Regions from separate parts of the Mus musculus genome. Here region 2 is linked to region 1. A link is a loop called in an ENCODE intact Hi-C map of the cell type or tissue named here. Cell type or tissue: left cerebral cortex. All regions are shown on one strand. Each heading gives the region's core, and the rest is flanking DNA. Links, peaks and the distances in the headings are about the cores only. Region 1 has its middle 460 kb from the start of Nectin3. Region 2 has its middle 480 kb from the start of Gm24651.

What was found. Hi-C counts contacts between places; a loop is a spot of excess contacts. Peaks named below come from ENCODE experiments on the same cell type or tissue, not always from the same donor. Only the 100,000 strongest peaks of a DNase experiment are listed, where the experiment ranks them.
Region 2: a loop joins it to region 1, with 3 times the contacts of the local background. A loop is called at or near these places in 2 of 42 quality-filtered maps.

The regions. Positions count from the first base shown.
Region 1 is chr16:46,953,406-46,962,244 of GRCm38, reverse strand. No RefSeq gene overlaps it. Among named protein-coding and RNA genes, the nearest start is that of Nectin3, 460 kb to the right of the region's middle. In left cerebral cortex, for the core only: no CTCF peak of the experiment used is centred there; a DNase peak (open chromatin) is centred at 5,039; H3K27ac peaks cover 368 bases.
Region 2 is chr16:47,022,883-47,031,721 of GRCm38, reverse strand. No RefSeq gene overlaps it. Among named protein-coding and RNA genes, the nearest start is that of Gm24651, 480 kb to the left of the region's middle. In left cerebral cortex, for the core only: no CTCF peak of the experiment used is centred there; a DNase peak (open chromatin) is centred at 5,544.

The sequences.
Region 1 (8,839 bases), core at 506-8,505:
GTTCCCAATCCTGAAATTGAGGATAACTTTATTGCAAGCTTTGATATTTTAAACCTATTTTAATATGGATTCTCAAAATTTTGACTACCCCCTTTCTAGCGCATAGTCCAAAGGTATGTGAGAAAAGATAGTAAATAGGACAAGGACATTTGGACCTGTTTAGAGGTAGTTCTTGGGGCAATTCTAATCTCCATTTGTCAAGATACCAGCAGTCCAGTTCAGTAGTGACAGAACACCAAACATGAATCAGCAGCAGTTGCATGATCCAGCAGAAACAGCCAGGCCTCCACCATATCAGCAAGAGTCAGTGGAAGTGACTGGAACCAGCCAGGACACCAGGAGAAGCTCTCTGATGTGCCTCTGTTAATGAACTGAAGATTAGCGAATCATCATTGCTACTTAGCAAAAGCATAGTAAAGGAGATGACAGCTGTCGGGTTAAATTTAACAGGTTTCTTGATATATTTCTTTCTTCTGATCAAAAATAGATGAGAATTCAAGTAAAAGGAGAGAGAATCTAGTGTTGGGTTGTAAGTGCAAGACAAAAGAGAGCATATTTAGATAGAGAAGGCTTTGAACATACTATGAAGAAATTGGTGGTGGTGGTGCTGAGTGGTGATATGGTTGTGGTGTGTGTGTGAGTGTGTGTGTGCCTACACGCATGTGCGCACAAACTTATGAAGGCTACTAGTAGATGTTAAATATCTTCTTCATTCATTCTTCAAGTTATTGTTTGAGACAGTGTCTCTCACTGAACCTGGCGATCACCAATTGAACTAGCTTCCACACCCATCAGGCTCTGCTTGGTATATGGGCACTAGTAATGCAAACTCAAGATGCCTGTGTCAAGCAGTCTACCAACTGAATTCTCTCCTCAGCCTTTTCCGTTTAGTTTCTCTAATTGTGGTTTATATAACACTGATCTTGAATATGACTCAAAATGATGTGTGATCTGTTGATTTACGAATGATGAAATTCCTAATTAAACTTATACAATGTAATATTAAAAGACATTCTATAGGATTGTCAGGGCTGCCACTTCAGTTCTTCCTAAGGTTTCTATTACTGGTTTTCAGGCGAATGCCTTCTTGTTCTCTGATTTAAGTTCATAGTGTGTGTGTGTGTGTGTGTGTGTGTGTGTGTGTGTGTGTGTACATGTATCCCCAGTGTCTGTCTGTCTACAGTCCCTCTTACATCTGTTAGACTGAAATAAAGCCTGGCTTTCTGGTATCATTTTAGGTAAATAATTTTTGCAAGGTTTTATCCCTTAATGTATCCACATTCTGACACTCAGAAAATTAGGCCTCCAATACATGAATCTAGGGGGAACACACTCGGTCTCACTATAAATTTGAAATCATATCATCTGCCTGGATTGGTTTGTTTCGAGTAGAATTTTGATAAAGTACAGTGTAGCCATACAATTCTGACACAATGATGATAAGACCCACTTTCCTACAATGCAGCCAATGCAACTGGTAATACTCCTGCATTAATATTGCAATTCTCCTGTCTGGCAGATCTGATTGGCATTAACTGATTAGGGAATACTATATAAAAAACATAAGTCCTGTGGATATCTTTATCACAAGTTTCAAGGGTTGTTTTTTACAATCAAAGAGAATTGATACATAAAGAGATTTATTTGCCACAACTAACCCACTGTTACTCTGGTTGGCACAAGTTTTTTAAAGCATAGATATATTTTAACTAAGTATATTAATATTATTCCTATATTCAGAGAAGTCAATCTATTAAACCAATCTATGTTTATAATTGTTCAGTGCTGTTCAAGTTTTCATTGTTGCCATTTTCCATTGTTTTCTACTCTATGTTCCCTATTCTTCAAAGTTTTTAATACCCACTCTGATAATCAAAAATATTTCTTTAACATTCCAGATTTCAGACAGATATTAAACTCAAAATGTTCCTGCCTTGTCCTTTAAGAAACCTGGAATTAAAGACCTATACCAATAAATAAATCTGTCTTCAAATCTTGACATAAGTTTGAATTAAATGGGTCAATTTAGCAGAGGTAAAGGAAGGCAATGGAGAGGGAGGAAAGGAAGGAGAATAAAGAGGACATTTTATGTGTATTGAAAAAATGCACTGTGAGGCGGGAGAGATGGTTTAGCAGTTAAGAACACTTACTGCTCTTCCAGAGGTCCTGAGTTCAAATCCCAGCAACCACATGGTGGCTCACAACCATCTGTAATGAGATCTTATGCCCTCCTCTGGTGTGTCTAAAGACAGCTACAGTGTACTTATATATAACAAATAAATAAATCTTTAAAAGAAAAAGAAAGAAAAATGCAGTGTGTGTGTGTTTGTGTGTGTGTGTGTGTGTGTGTGTGTGTGTGTGTGTGTGTGTGTGTGTGAAATGCAATGAAAACAATAAAACAAAACATTCAGGAATCATTACTTTTTTTAAAAAAATCAACATTTTATGTCATAGTATTCTTTTCCTTAAACGCTTGGCCTAGGACTTTAAAGTCACTGACAGTCTAAAGCCCATGGAATACTCATCTTCCTGTTTGCATTTCCCCATTTATAGCTTCTACAAACCTCTTCCAAGTTCTCAGTGTTTAGAATGGGCAGATGAGACTCATTAGCTTCTAGCATAATTTGTCTAAGCCTACAGCCTTGAACTTATTTAAAGACCCCAAAGACTTTTATTTCTTCTGGAATTCAGTTTCCATTACCAAAATCTCTCTTTATGTTTTAAAGAAATACTGCAGAAAATCCAATATGAAGTTCATATTTAACCTATCAAATTTGTGAAAGTTCATATTATTTAAATTCCTACAAAATATATTTTTGGTTAAATTTTTTAAGATTTTTTTCAGAATTCATACAAAACCCTTTGAATAATAACTTTTGGGTATATGAAAGAAAATTGCTAATTAATTCTATAGACCAATCTCTTGATAGATGTTGATCGGGATATAATGAAATGGTAATAGTAATCATTATTTTCATAAAAGTAGCCAAGTCAGGATCCTCTTCTCACAGTCTAACGCTCTCAACTGTGAAATCCATTATGAACTATGAAATTGCAATTATTGCCCAGTAGAATGTTATCATTATAGTGCTTGAGACAAAGCCCTACTGTAGAATTTTAACAGTTGCCTCTAGTCGATAGCGCATGGTCAAATAGTGGATACCAGAAAACTGATATTTTTATTCTGAGCATTTTCTTACATATACCCATTATTCTGAGACAATTTACTTTACATGCCAGCATTGTGTAACAGACATCAACTGTTTTATGGCCCAGGGCTTATAAAGGAGTTTGTTCAGAACTAGCTACATTTGCCCTCAAATTTCCAAAGACATTTTCAAAAGAGATAATCAGCTTGGAGAGATGCTGGATGAAGCTGCAATGCAGAGGTGAATAGGAGGTCATGCTAATGACTTCCTCAATAAATAGCCAAAGCAAAAGGGAAAAATGATGATAAAAACTTTGGAAATGGTCTTTTCCTGCAAATAAAAAAATAGTTTAATTCTAAAGGCATACTGTCTACCAGTCTACCTATTTATGAAGAGATCTCTAAATTTTGCCTGATAAATTATCTTAATGAGTCTTTAAACTTTAAAGGCATGGCTGTTTTAGTTCTATAATGCTAACATAAACAATTCCCTCACAAGGGATATGACAGCTCAACACTATTCAGTTAATAAGAAGAGAATTCTGGAGGGGGTTTGAGAGCAGGTGAGTTCTGGGTATGTCCCTTGCATATGAGATATTCAGAGAGGGTTGTGAACTAACAAAAGCATTCTCAAACCAACAGAGTAAATAGGCTTTCAGCATTCTCTTGTGAGACTATGTCGGGGCCTAGCAAACACAGAAGTAGATGCTCACAGTCAGCTATTGGATGGATCACAGGGCCCCCAATGGAGGAGCTAGAGAAAGTACCCAAGGAGCTAAAGGGATCTGCAACCCTATAGGAGAAACAATATGAACTACCCAATACCCCCCTGGAGCTCATGTCTCTAGCTGCATATGAATCAGAAAACGGCCTAGTCGGCCATCAGTGGAAAGAGAGGCCCATTAGTCGTGCAAACTTTATATGCCTCAGTACAGGGGAACGACAGGGCCAAGAAGTGGGAGTGGGTGGGTGGGGGAGCGTGTGGGGGACTTTTGGGATAGCATTGGAAATGTAAATGAAATAAATACCCAATAAAAAACTACAATGTGATAAAATGATAAGTCCTTTGATGAATTCTGGGTACCAGAATCAGCAATTGAAGTTATGAGAGTTTCTGTTTTAAAATTTTCTATATGTTTATAACTATTTTGTTTCCATACATTAATTTCTGTCTTTGTTTTAAAAAAGAAAATGAAGTGGCTTACAAATGTGAGTGTGCTGTGCTTGGTAACAAGAGAGAAAAGGTAAAGCATGGAGTGGATTTGCCTACATTGCATAAAAGATTTTAGGGATTGGGTCACAGTAAGACCCGGAAGAAGACCATCATTTAGTCAGAAATGAAGTGACGTTTCAGAAAAATATTACTTTTCCAGTTGTGGAGAAGGATGCAGAGTAGGAAGTCTTCCTGGAGTACTATAAAGTCATCTTTAACCAAGAGTTTGTAAATGACCATGGGGTAAGTCACAGCTCACCACAGTTCTGGAGTACATAATGATCCCCATGAACCACAACTTAGCTTGACAAATTTTTCCTTTAGTTACATATTTATATTTTCCCTTAGTTTATATTGAGATAAATGGTTATATTTGTAGTTAGGAAACTTTATAATGGAAAATAACCTAAACATGTGTTGCTACAAAGAAATTGGAATCAAACACAAGAGTGGGGCTGTTTCTTATAAGGAACACTGGCAGATGGGGTAGAGCCAGCAGAAGTGGCCCAAGAAGCAGAAACCACATCTCCAAAGTTTGGAAACTTGGGTTTCTCACCCCTACCTTGTGCCCAAACACTCTGGGCAAGAAACGAAGCATCAAAATATTACTAAGAGTTTATCATCTGAACTTGAAGTAACATCACTCTAAATCCAGTCCAAATTACTCATCCATGAGGGGGAGGAAAAGGATGAATCAGAGATTCTTGGCTCAGTCAATAGGGTGTTATGGAGGAGCTGAGGATGAGTCTGACATAAAATAGTTAGTTATACAACTGTTAGGGCCTTCTGTAGATGCTGCAGTGAATACTACCCATGAAGGCAAAGGCAGTTTTTCTTCATTTTAGGAGATATAAAATATGTAAGCTTTCAGCATATATATATACATATATATATATATATATATATATATATATATATATATATATATGATTGAAAGTATGTTTGCACATGTATATACATTAAACATACACATACACACACACACGTATGATTAAATAACATAGTGAATCATCATATACCTATCAGATAGTCTATCAGTTAGTCACTTTGTGGTCAGTCTTACATTAAAAATACCAAGGACCCCAATTGATGATGCTTCAATCCCACTTGGGAGGGACAAAAAAAAAAGCAATCATGGAAGGTAGAGGGAGGGAGGGAAGTGGGTGGGAAAAGGGTGGGGGGACATGACCAGGTATTGGGGGGAGGAACAGGAGAGAAGCCTTGAAGGCCAGCAGAAAGAATGGAAACAGGCAACCTCAGGAATAACAGACGCTACAGTGAATACTACCCATGAAGGCAAAGGCAGTTTTGCCTCATGGAGGTGAGGGGGGGAGCCCTCTAGGATATACCAAATACCTGGGAGGTGAGAGGGAATCAAAGGGACGGACCTTAGATGAGATGTTCAGCAGTGGGGAGAGGAAACTTGTAGAATCCACCTCCAGCAGAAAGAAAGGACATCAAGTGGAGGGATGGGGTCAAAACACTGACCTAGATTTGTTCCTTTCTAAAAGAACTGCAGGGACAAAAATGAAGAAGAGACTGAGGGAAAGGAGATCCAGTGACTGACCCAACTTGGGATCCATCTCAAGGAGAGGTTCCAAGACCTGCCACTATTACTGGTGCTATGGTTAACTTACAGACAGGAGCCTAGCATGGATGTTCTCCAACATGCCCAACAAACAGCTGAGACAGACCAGATACTTATACCCAACCAATGGACTGAAGTCTGGGACCCCTGTGGTTGAATTAGGGAAAGGCTGGAAGAAGCTGAGGAGGAGGGCAGCAACCCTATAGGAAGACCAGCACTCTCCACTAACCCAGATCCCTGAGATCTTTCAGATACTGAACCACCAAACAGGCAGCATAGCAAAGAGCTGGTACAAACCCCTCCCCCTATGTATACAGCAGAGGACTACCTGGTATGGCATCAGTGAGAGAAGACAGGCCTAACCCTCAAGAGACTTTAGGCCACAGGGAGTGGGGAGTCCTGGTAGGATGGGGGCAGGGAATAGGGATGGGGGTGGGGACATCATCTTGGAGACAGAGGATAGGAAGAATAGGATGTGGAAATGTTGGAGTGTAGTGGGTAACAACTGGACTGTAAAAAAATAAACAGAATTAAACAAACAAACAAACAAAAACCAAATACCAGGGACCCGTTGTTTCAACCTTAGATTATTTTGAATTTAAATCCTATATATCATATCTTTAAATCATAACAAAATAAGGACTCTTAAAAGTGTAATCATGATACCATTTTCAAAATTTTAAATAGTGTATTAAATTCTTAGCCTCATTGATTATCTAATCAGTATTTGAATTTATTATGCTGTTTTGACTTCCGTAGTCTGTTTACTTATATAGGATTCTATAAAAATCTCTACTATGGGGGCTGGGGAGCTGACTTCACCGACACGGTATGTGTCTTATATGCATGAGGACTAGATTCAAGAACCCCAGAAACAATGTGATTTGTGTGTTTGAGTGAATAAGCATGTAATGTGTGTATGTGTGTGTGTGTCCCCGTGAGTGTGGGGGGTTGTGTGGGGGGATAGATGTGGGTATGTGTGGGTATGGGTGTGGTTATGTGTGTGTGTGGGGTGTTGTTATTATGAAAGTAATTTTTCATTCAGACAATTTTATAGATTGTAACATCGTGGCAACAATTAACCTATTTCTTCTTTGGATTTCTGATAATTTAACAGTTGTACGTACTTCAAAAGATTTCTGTTTAACTTTAGTTAATCTATGTTTTTTGGATATTTACTGTAAAGAAATATTCACATATGATTTGGGAACCAGTGATTTGAAAAAAAATAGGGTTTTTTGGCTGATATTGTCTCAAGGGTGCATCTTAGAAGAAATGCAATTCAAAACTGTGTTTATAAGCCACATGTCATGTCAAATGCTTATTTTCACAACACTTAAGACTATGAAGCAAGAAGATTATGAGGTGTAGTCCAGCCTAGGCTACAGAGTGAGCTCAAAACAAGTCTCAACTGCAATGCAAGATTTTTGTCTCAAAGAAACTGTAAGCCTCATTCTTAATAATCCTGCAATATCAAGAGTAACTATAAAACCTTCTAACACTAGCAATATCACTGACATAAGTATAAATATACCATGATGATGAATTTCTAACAGGTGTGAGATTCCTTGCATGCATAAAAAATAATTTCTAATGTTCATGGCCTTTCTTCTCAAGTTCTTGAAGTCTATCCAGTAGATTCAACAAAATAAGGTGAAACACAAACATCCACTAGAGGATAGCTAAGGAAATTTGTTTGGAATAGAGAACTCTCATGCAAATATAAGAAAGAGGAAGAGAGACAATTTTCTATATTACATTGATATTGAATATTGCAAAATCCTTGAGAGCTGATGCAAATTGGGAAAATATTGAGTGGTGGAAAGACTTGTTATTTGAGATTGAAATAACAAAAATGGAAGGATAAGAAAAAAAGAAGCCATTTAAACAATGTGCCTTTGATAAACCTGTGACTGTATAAATGATGAAACAAGTTTCATCTGAGCTTTGTTTGGGGTTTATATTGTACTGTTCTGTTGAAGGTAGTGATGTAAGCAGTATTATGTTAGATGTAAATGGATGGATTGTTTGTGAGTGTATAAAATATGAAAATTGTTTAGGAAGGGCAAATGGAAATAAGTTAAGGGAACAATAAAGTCAATAGCATCAAAAGAGCCAGAGAAAGAAAGAAAGAAAGAAAGAAAGAAAGAAAGAAAGAAAGAAAGAAAGAAAGAAAGAAAGAAGAAAGAAAGAAAGAAAGAAAGAAAGAAAGAAAAAGAGAGAGAGAAAGAAAGAAACAAAGAAATTTTGTTTAGCTATTCTCACATAACACATCCTGAAATTTACATAAGTATCCATGTTCCAATGTCTTTCCCTCTCACATCATGGGTTGTAGGAAACACCCCTGCATTCCTTTTACAGGGATATTACCTGGAAGTCCATTTGAGGAGAGAGCTGAGAGTTGTGTGTTTCTACCAATAATCATCATGACACTCAAGAAAGAACAGAATATGTGTATGTTTAGAAGTTTGTATATTTATTTGGGATGGAACTAGGACTAATAATTTTTTTTTTGTCCACAGAATTTATCTACACTATTTGCCCCTGACATTACACGTAGGAAAAAAAGATAGCAGATGCTTAATTTATCTTTCTGACATTTGCTCAAACATAATTTCTAGCTAGCTAGACAATATGCTCCAGCTGATGCATCTTACCTGACCTCTCAGCAGCACCTGAAGCATTGAATCACTCCTGATTCATTGTGAGATTTCCGTGCTGGCCTACAGGACACCACATTTAGCATTTCTTCCTCACATCTCTGAAGGTTTCTTTGCACTGCTCTCTGTTTCCCACCCCTTCTCTGTTTCCTAGAATCCTAACATCATTGATGAGTCTTGGGACTTATTTTTCCCTATCTAAACTTCCCTTGTTGATGATCACAACCACT
Region 2 (8,839 bases), core at 630-8,629, 69 kb before region 1:
GGATACACAAACCCTGGTAAGAAATGTCAAGAGAAAAGAAGAATCTGCCTAGCCCAGAGATCATAGAGGCTTGTGTTCACAGCAACGGCCACAGGCAACCATCTAAAGTGAATGAAACACTCATAAACAATTGGCTTTGATTGACCAGGGCTTGGTATTAACCTAGGAAGTGAGAGTAGATTTAGATCATCCATCATCAATCCATCACTCTTACCACTTGGTTACAATTTTATAGTACCCACAATGAAGCCTGTCTGATTCATTGCTTCTTCTTATTTGCTTATGTTGGGGTTGGCTTGGTGCTTCTATGTATTCAAATGCTAAATTCTGTACCCCAAGGTCTGGTTGCCCCATGTCATGCTGAGCTAATCCTCTCTACATTGGCCTTTGCTTTGTAAACTTTGCTCCTAAATTTAAAGTTAATAAAAGATTAGAGCCTATGATTGGCCAAGACTTGAGGATCAAGTGAGAGGTCTGAGAGGAGACCAGGAGAGAAGAGGAAAGGAGACAAAGGGAGGAGAAAGTCACACTGAGAGGAGATGGACCACAAGCATGTGGTTGGGAGAACAGCAAGTAATGGGGGATATATGAATGGGATGCAAGTTAGAATAGCTCAAAATCTGCCCAATCTAGGTTTTCAGCTTATAAATTAAATGCCAGGATAGTGTGTCTTTTTATACTGGCTAGCTAGAATAAATAATTCCTTGTATGCTTCACTTTTTTCCCATTATTTTCCATTCCTCTTTCTTATCTGCAAGAAAAAAAACACCCTACTTGAAAAGGCATGGGAACTTTGAAAGTTAAGATATAGGAGCAAACTGATAAAATAAGGTAGTGTAGGGGTTGAATATGACCAATGCACATTGTTAGTTAGCATTTTGTCTAGGCTCTGCATATTGGAGTGTGTGTATATGTGTGTATGTGTGTGTGTGTGTGTGTGTGTGTGTGTGTGTGTGTGTGTGTGTGTGCTTACCATAGGAATTCCTTAGTTGTAAGAAGTAACATCTTCCCATTTGAAGCAGATGATGAGATTTAAAGCATGTATTTAAATGTATTTAAATAATTCTTTCCTGATGTAATACATCTAAGACATGTCCTTAATTTTCTTTTAACAATTTTATATTAAACTCCCAAGACATGGCTTTTTGTTTATTTAGTTCTTTGTTAGTCATTTGTTTTGTTTTGTTTTGTTTTGTTTGTTTTGTTTTGTTTTCTGAAACAGGATTTCACTATGTATTCTAGACTGGACTTATACAAGAAGTGTTCCAAATGCTGGAAATACAGACATGGAACACCACACATAGTGATAAGTCTATAATTGCTAGGGACTTGATATTTAAATAGGTTGTAAGGAAAAGTTCTGCTTTCATTACATACAGGTATACAGTGAGTTTTCCAATGATCCTACACCAGATACTTTCTTTCCGTCTGATACCCTGTCAATCTTATTCAATGTATGGCAAAGTGCTTTTCATTTCTACACTGTCAATAATTCTTTAGTTGTCTGAACTGGTTTTCGGTTTTGTTGTTGTTGGTTTGGTTTTGTCTGCTTTTGCTTGTGTGTGTGTGTGTGTGTGTGTGTGTGTGTGTGTGTGCACGTGCACGCGTGCCAGTATTATATTGACTTAATATGCCTTTAGCATAACGTATCTATATATTCTTGTCAGTTGGTAATTGATCCCTAAATTTTAGTAAAAAATAAAAAATCTTGATTGAGGTATTAAAGGATAGCATAGATTAATTTTCAAAAATTTACATTTTAAACTATATTTTTTTCATTTCTACAATCATTTAGTTATTCTATTTTATTTAGTCTTCGTTTCCACCATTGGTCTTCTACAATGTCTCCTGATGCAGTTTGATAATATGTACCAAAACAAGCTTTTAAATGTTGAGTCACATTGGGTGTGTTGGGGATTTTATTATTGACAGAGTTTTCTCTTTTATAAATAACATACTTCAGATAGGATGCTTTTACAAAGTAAAAATTTAAAGCAAACATACATATATCCTTTGGTTTGCTAAAGAGTACTTTATTGGCTAGTCAAGGTTAATTTTACATGTCAACTTGACTGAGCCACCATGCACAGATATTTTGACAGACTCTGATAGTAAATATTTCTGTGAGAGTGTTCTTTCTATGAAATCAACATTTAGATTGGTGAATTTGAGGTAAAGTTAGATTGTTCTCAGTAATGTGAATGAGGCTACCTAATTGGTGAAAGACCTTATCTGAAAACAAGACTGGTCTCTCTTGAGACCACGGGAGTTCTGCAGCAAACCACCTCAGAGCCAGTGGCATCATTGATCATTTTCTGGACCTCCCAACTTGAAATTCAACATTATCTTCTGTCTGAATCTGCAGCAGACACTGTAGATTTAGAACGTGGACTAACCACATTAGACAATTTCTCGAAGCAAAATATAACCTTTGCTCCAACTCCCTATCCCATGCCTCCCTCCATCTCCACCTTCTGTAAAAATGCTATATAGATATACTATTGTTTATTGTTTATGATGCTGTGTTCAATCCCATGGTAAGATGTGGAACCAAACAATTAATAAAACAAGAGATAAATTGAACTTGGCATGTATTATTTCTGGATTTTTGCTTATCAAACTTATATGAGCAGAATGAAAACAGAATCAAAAGACAACCTGCAAATGGAGAGAATAAATTTGCCTGTTACACATCTGACAGGGTTTTTAATCATGAATATATAAGTAGCTACCAAAAAAGTGACTGGTCTAGAGAAGTGGCTCAGCCAGTCAATAAGAGCAACTGCTGTTCTTGCAAAAGATCTGAGATCAGTTCCAGGTCACCCACCATCATGGGTAACAACAAAATAACACACACATACACACACACACACACACACACTTTAAAGGAATAAAGTAATTTTTCAAGACAACAATGCCAAGTAAGTACAGATTTAAAAATAAACAAAATAACTGAATAAACAGAGGGGTGATAATTAGATACAGGATAATATACACAAAATTGCTCTGCAATAAGGAAGTTCAAATTAATGGTATAAAATAGAAGCTGATAATTTGGTGTTTGGTGATAACATGGAAGATTTCAGTCAGAGTACTCCAGGTTTTCCAGCATCCATTAACTGTCACACATGTGTGGGAGGCCTTTAGTAATATAGCTATCTTTTACTAATTTCTGTTCCTATAAATAACTCTAATAAAGCCCATTGTTTGGAATTTGGTAGTGTATGTGCTTTGGTCTGTCACTGGTTCTTTGTTTATTCACTTCTGTCCATCACACAACAGCAGGACAGAGTAAACTTTTGCAGGAGGGCAACTTCTCAGTACCCCAATTATGTTGAAGAAACTCTTTGCCCAAATCTACAACCAGGATACAGTATGCCAATATCAATCTTTGCTACATAAAATAAATGCCCCTAGATGCTTTCATTTAGCATTCCTGTCTCAGTTTCTCTTAGTGTATGTTTTCAGAAATGAGGCATCTTATGATCATTAATACAGTAAATTGGAGGAAGAAAGACAGGAAAATGATCACAGTGCTGATCCCAGTTGCTGCCACTTTATGTTCACCCGAGATTTGGTCGCTACCACTGGCTACATGTGGTAAGGTGGCATCACAGAGACAGCAGGATAACGGAACTTCAGCTGCTAGCAAGGAAATGCCTAATGGCATCAGTGTCATTTCTTTTGTTTTTTAATTTTTTATTAGGTATTTTCCTCATTTACATTTCCAATACTATCCCAAAATCCCCCATACCCTCCCCCCACTCCCTTACCCACCCACTCCCACTTCTTGGCCCTGGCATTCCCCTGTACTAAGGCATATACAGTTTGCACGACCAATGGGCCAATCTTTCCGTCAATGTCATTTCTAAATCCCTGTGATGTGAAGCTTCTGCATTAATTGACGTGTATAGAACATGGAAGCAAATGAGCTACTCTGATGATTTCTTATTATTCCCTCTATCTCAAATGATGGACTCTGCCATCACTAAGTGAGACAATAAGATGTGTGAGTTCAGCAAGAAACACCAGAAAGCAAAACATCCTAAGGCAGGTGGTCTCTGTGAGAAAGTTACTTCTGATGAATCTCTTCTTTCAGGCAGTACCTTATCTTCCCATGAACTTCCTGGGGAGGTGGTGGAGAATGCCCACTGCTACCGAAGTGGCCAATTGTTGACAAAGTGATACCTTCCTCCTCTCCTAGATCCCTTGCAATGTCTTTTAGCCATCAAATGTGTAATCACCAAGATGTTCATCAATTATTTTTCTATGGAGAACACATCTGCTCTTACTCATAGGTTTTGAGCATGTGTTGACAGGGACTCAAGCAAATAAATATTTCTTACACAAAATGTGACTCATTAAATTGTCTAAAACTTGTTAACTTTTCAGCTGAGGTTCCTCTGTTATCACTTGCTATTATTAATGTCTACCATGAGTTGGATGATTTGCATTGGAACAGTTCTTGAAAACGCATGGACATAAGTTTCAGGCAAAAGGTAGTGTTTTGACATTGGCACTATGTTGAAGTCTGTCACAGAGCATTGCATGGATGGATTAAAGAATGAGGGATGAGACTGTAGCATCTCAGCATTTGAGCGGGGCTCAGAAACATATATTGTAAAATGCAGATTATTTCAAAAACACAAAACAAATATTCAATGGTTGTGCTTTATAGTATAATCTATGGCCAGGAAATAGGACCTTGCAGGGCTCTGGAGGTTAGAAAAAGGCAAGAGGCACTGTGAGGACTGTTGCCAAACAAACAGTAGTTGTTGAAACTTTCTGTAATAAGTGTGATGCACTTGCTACCAAGATGCGATACTATACTGACTGAATAAGATGGTCCAAAACTTCAGCACTAAATCAAGTAGGCAGCAACTGACTGCAGAAAGAACCATTCTTATATAGAAAAGAGTCAAAGTACACCACCTGTCTACAAGTGTCAAGATTTGTGGCTTTGAATTAAGAACCTTGTATAATTATTTTCACTGAAAGCCAGAAGCCCTTATTTTGTTTTGTTCTTCTGTTTTGGTAATATAAACTCGAAGAAATGAACTACCCTATTTAGAACCAAGTTGTAAACTAAATAATTAGCTCAAATTAACCCCATTCGATTTATTCAAAGGACATGCTAGCTTTCATCCTCACTTTAAGTTTCTTGGATCACTCACATTTACTCTAAGTTAGTGATGTAAACGGGATTATCTACTGGAATATTAATTTGGGTATGTGTTTTTCTTAATTTCCCCTCCTACTGTTCAAGCACATACCCAAGATGACATGTTCATTGACGAAAATATTATTATTATAGGAGATGGCCCTTGGTTTCAGTAAATGGAACACACATTAAGAGGTTAAATAAAGAATGAAAAAGAAAAATTTCTCCTAAAAAGTCAGGAAGAAACAATGATCTGCAATGATTTGTGGTTTCTGCAACCCACACATAGTAACATCCCAAAATGAGAACATGTTAGAGAGGGTGGAAGAGTGAACCACATGGCCAGGCTGTTGTTGGCTGAGAAATCCAGTGTCTAAAGGACTGCCCAGCACCACCTGCTTCCCTGCATTGTGCTCATAGCAAACCCACATAGTCTTGGCTGTACTTCTGAAGTGCACAGTTGGGAGGAAGTAGTCATTGCCATCCTTTAGAGAATTCTGTCTGGTTGGTGTGGCTGCATATACAGCACAGTGCTCTTTTTTACACTTCTTTCTTTTATTGAAAATAGATTTCTTTTTTATTACAACACATTCTGATTATGGTTTCCTCTACTGCAACTCCTAGAAGCTCCCTTCCCACCATCCATGCAAATCTACACCCTTTCTCTTATTAGAATATGAACAGGCATCTGAAGAATAACAGTAAGACAAGATAAGATAAAAGAAAATCAAACAAACTCAAATAGGCAACACTCTTTCAGTACATTGTCTGTGGAATGTTATTGATCTTCACAGTGAGCTACGCCAGGTGGTCTGTTTTATCTCTCACCTAGCTCTGTTTCATTAGTCGTATGAAAGAATCTGAAGTAAGAAATCCTCTTGAAACAAGACTGGGTAGTTTCATTCAAATCTGTATAATCCTGGTACTGGGCCAGGCCTTTGCCTTATTTCTAGACTAATATTGCAAAGTGGGTAATGATGGGTTGGACTCAAGGGATTCTCTATTTAGTATTAACTGTGCAGAGTGCTACGGTTAATATATGCACTTTGCACTGAGCCATTTACCATCAGAGTAAAGGGTTTCAAGTGAGAGACAGGAAGCTGAGATCAAGCCTTTCATAAGGACCCCACCCCTCTCAAGGAAGACAGAGAAACCCAGAGAGCAGTCATTGGAAGCAACAAGAAGTCAGCTAGAAATTGGCTAGTCTCCACAGCCCACATTTGTAGTTCCAGTTACTCCGAAGAGGCTGAAGGAGGAGGAAGAATTGAGTTGAAGGACTGAGAAAGTAATCAGTTCAGGCATTAACAGAGAAATATTGTAAGACACTCATCTCAAAGACAGAGAGAAATGGAGATGGTCAGACAGACAGATAGACAAAGAGTGAAGCGAGACAGAGAGAAAGAAGTGGCTGGCAGGGCAAGGCAGCAGCTCTCAGCTCAGAGGCATCACCTCCTCCCCAGTTCAAGGAGAGATGTGTTGACAATTTGGAGACTACTTACACTCCAGTATGTTCTTTTATAGAGATACAGAACCATAGAAACAGAATTTTAAAATTGTTGATATGCATTGTTTGAGCTGCTGGAACATTCGTTATTAACCTTGTGTAGCCAGGCCCCACTGCTTTAATCTTGCCTGTATTCTTCTCATTTTCTGTTTGTCTCATCCTTTCTTTTCCACCAAAGCTGAATTTGAACCTCCCCTCTTATAGCTGTTTTGGGATTTCTGCATCCATATGTCTTTGATGGCACTGTTGACATGTGACATGAAGTTTTAATTTCTCCTTCTCAGTTTTGTCACATTGGTTATGTTTTCATGCATCTCTAATTCTCCCCTTCTTAATTCTAGCTTGGTAACTTCCATCTCTGAATGCTACCTAATACCCAGAAAGCACTGTGAACCTAATGAGTTTAATAAATATTATAGACACTACATTCAAGGGTGAGTTAAAGATGGAATTAAACTTAAACAGCAGTAACACGATTCTAAAAGGAAGTGTTTGCTCTGTTGCTGTTGTGTAAATCACTAGTTCGAGTAAATAAGAGGTGTTCTGCTGTGTTTTGATGCTTCTTTCATTAAAAATAACATCTTGAATTAGCAATAATCACACTTAACAGAAATTAAGAGGTGTTGGGTTCTGTTTTGTTTTAAGTATTACTAAATGCCTTTAAATTACAAGTAATTGGAAACTATGGTATTATTAAGCTTCTATATAATGTAAATTCAATATTTCAATGTTACTTTACAGCATTTTAGAAGTTCCAATAACAACCAAGATGAAGTCAAACTACTATATTTTCCACATTCCTAGAACGTGAATTTTTTCAAGTTATTTTAAATTTCATAGAAAGTTAACTTTGATTGTCTTTTTAAAAGATTTTCTTCATATAGACTTTAAAAACAAAAAACAAACAAACAAACAAACAAAAAACATGGTATCATTGACAGGTGAACTACCAACTCTAGTCCACGTCAGAGAACACAAGAAAAGGAAATACTTAGCAGGCAGATGTGTCTACACTTAATAGAGCATTTGGTCTCATCTCTTTTCTGGTCTCTGCCACTTTTTTCTTTAGGTTCCTCTTCTGCTCATCACATGCTCCACTCTTAACAAGGGTCAAAGCTTTCAGCTGCCTCTTGCTTTGACTTTGTCTGCCTAGAGCCCCTTCCCCCATCCCATATCTTGCCTCAGAGATTCTCCCTCCTCAGGGAGAACAGCCAGCAGCTGTCTCTTGGTCTCTCATTTCCAAATGACTCTCATTCTCTTTTCTTAGCTCAAATGTCACATAAAAGACAACTTCTCTTACCACCTGGTCTTCTGTTACTGTTGACTTGGTCTATTTAAGAGACTTTCTTCCCCAGATGTGGTCCTCATGCTCATAATTCGAATGTCAGGAGACATCATTAGGAGGATTGTGAATTAAAGGTCAACCTGGGCTCTACCTCATAGCTAGAAACCCAGTCTTAACAATAACAACAACAACAAAAAGACAAACATATAAACACTCTGGTACTGGATTGAATGGCCCTTGTCACTGTTGCTGTTATTTGTCCTCATTCTTGCTGCCATCATCTGATTTTTAATATTTTGTAAAAACAAATAAAGGGTAAAAAACAAAAACCAAGACAATTAAATCTGTCAATGCATTCTTCAATCTCCAAAAGCATATTCAATATTATTTTTAATTGGATATTTTATTATTTCTTTATATAATGTATTTTCACTTAAATCAATGAGTGTTTAATAAAATCATGCAACAGATAATAAACTTCGAAAAAATTTTCCTCACAATCTTGGCATAATTTACCAATTTCAGGGGGGTTCCAAGAGGAAAAAATGAGGCACATGGTGGGAAATTCCAAACATCTAACACAGTAACTTTCTTCAAATACTTAAACAACTTCAATGTCTGGCAAAAAAATTTCAACAAAGTGGTTGTATTATCTTGATGCCATAACCTGAAAGAAAACTGAAAACAAAGAAAAAAACTCAGATACTGGGTAGCTTCCTACACAACAGGTACAACGATCATATTAAAATTTCAATTTTCTCCTAATAACGCATCCCTGTGAGGATTAGTGGAAGATGTGTGAGAGGGAAAAATAAATATTCAGTTTCTAAAAAAATTGAATTATTTTCAAGTCTTAGAGTATAATTCCATTGTGTAGTAATATTATCTA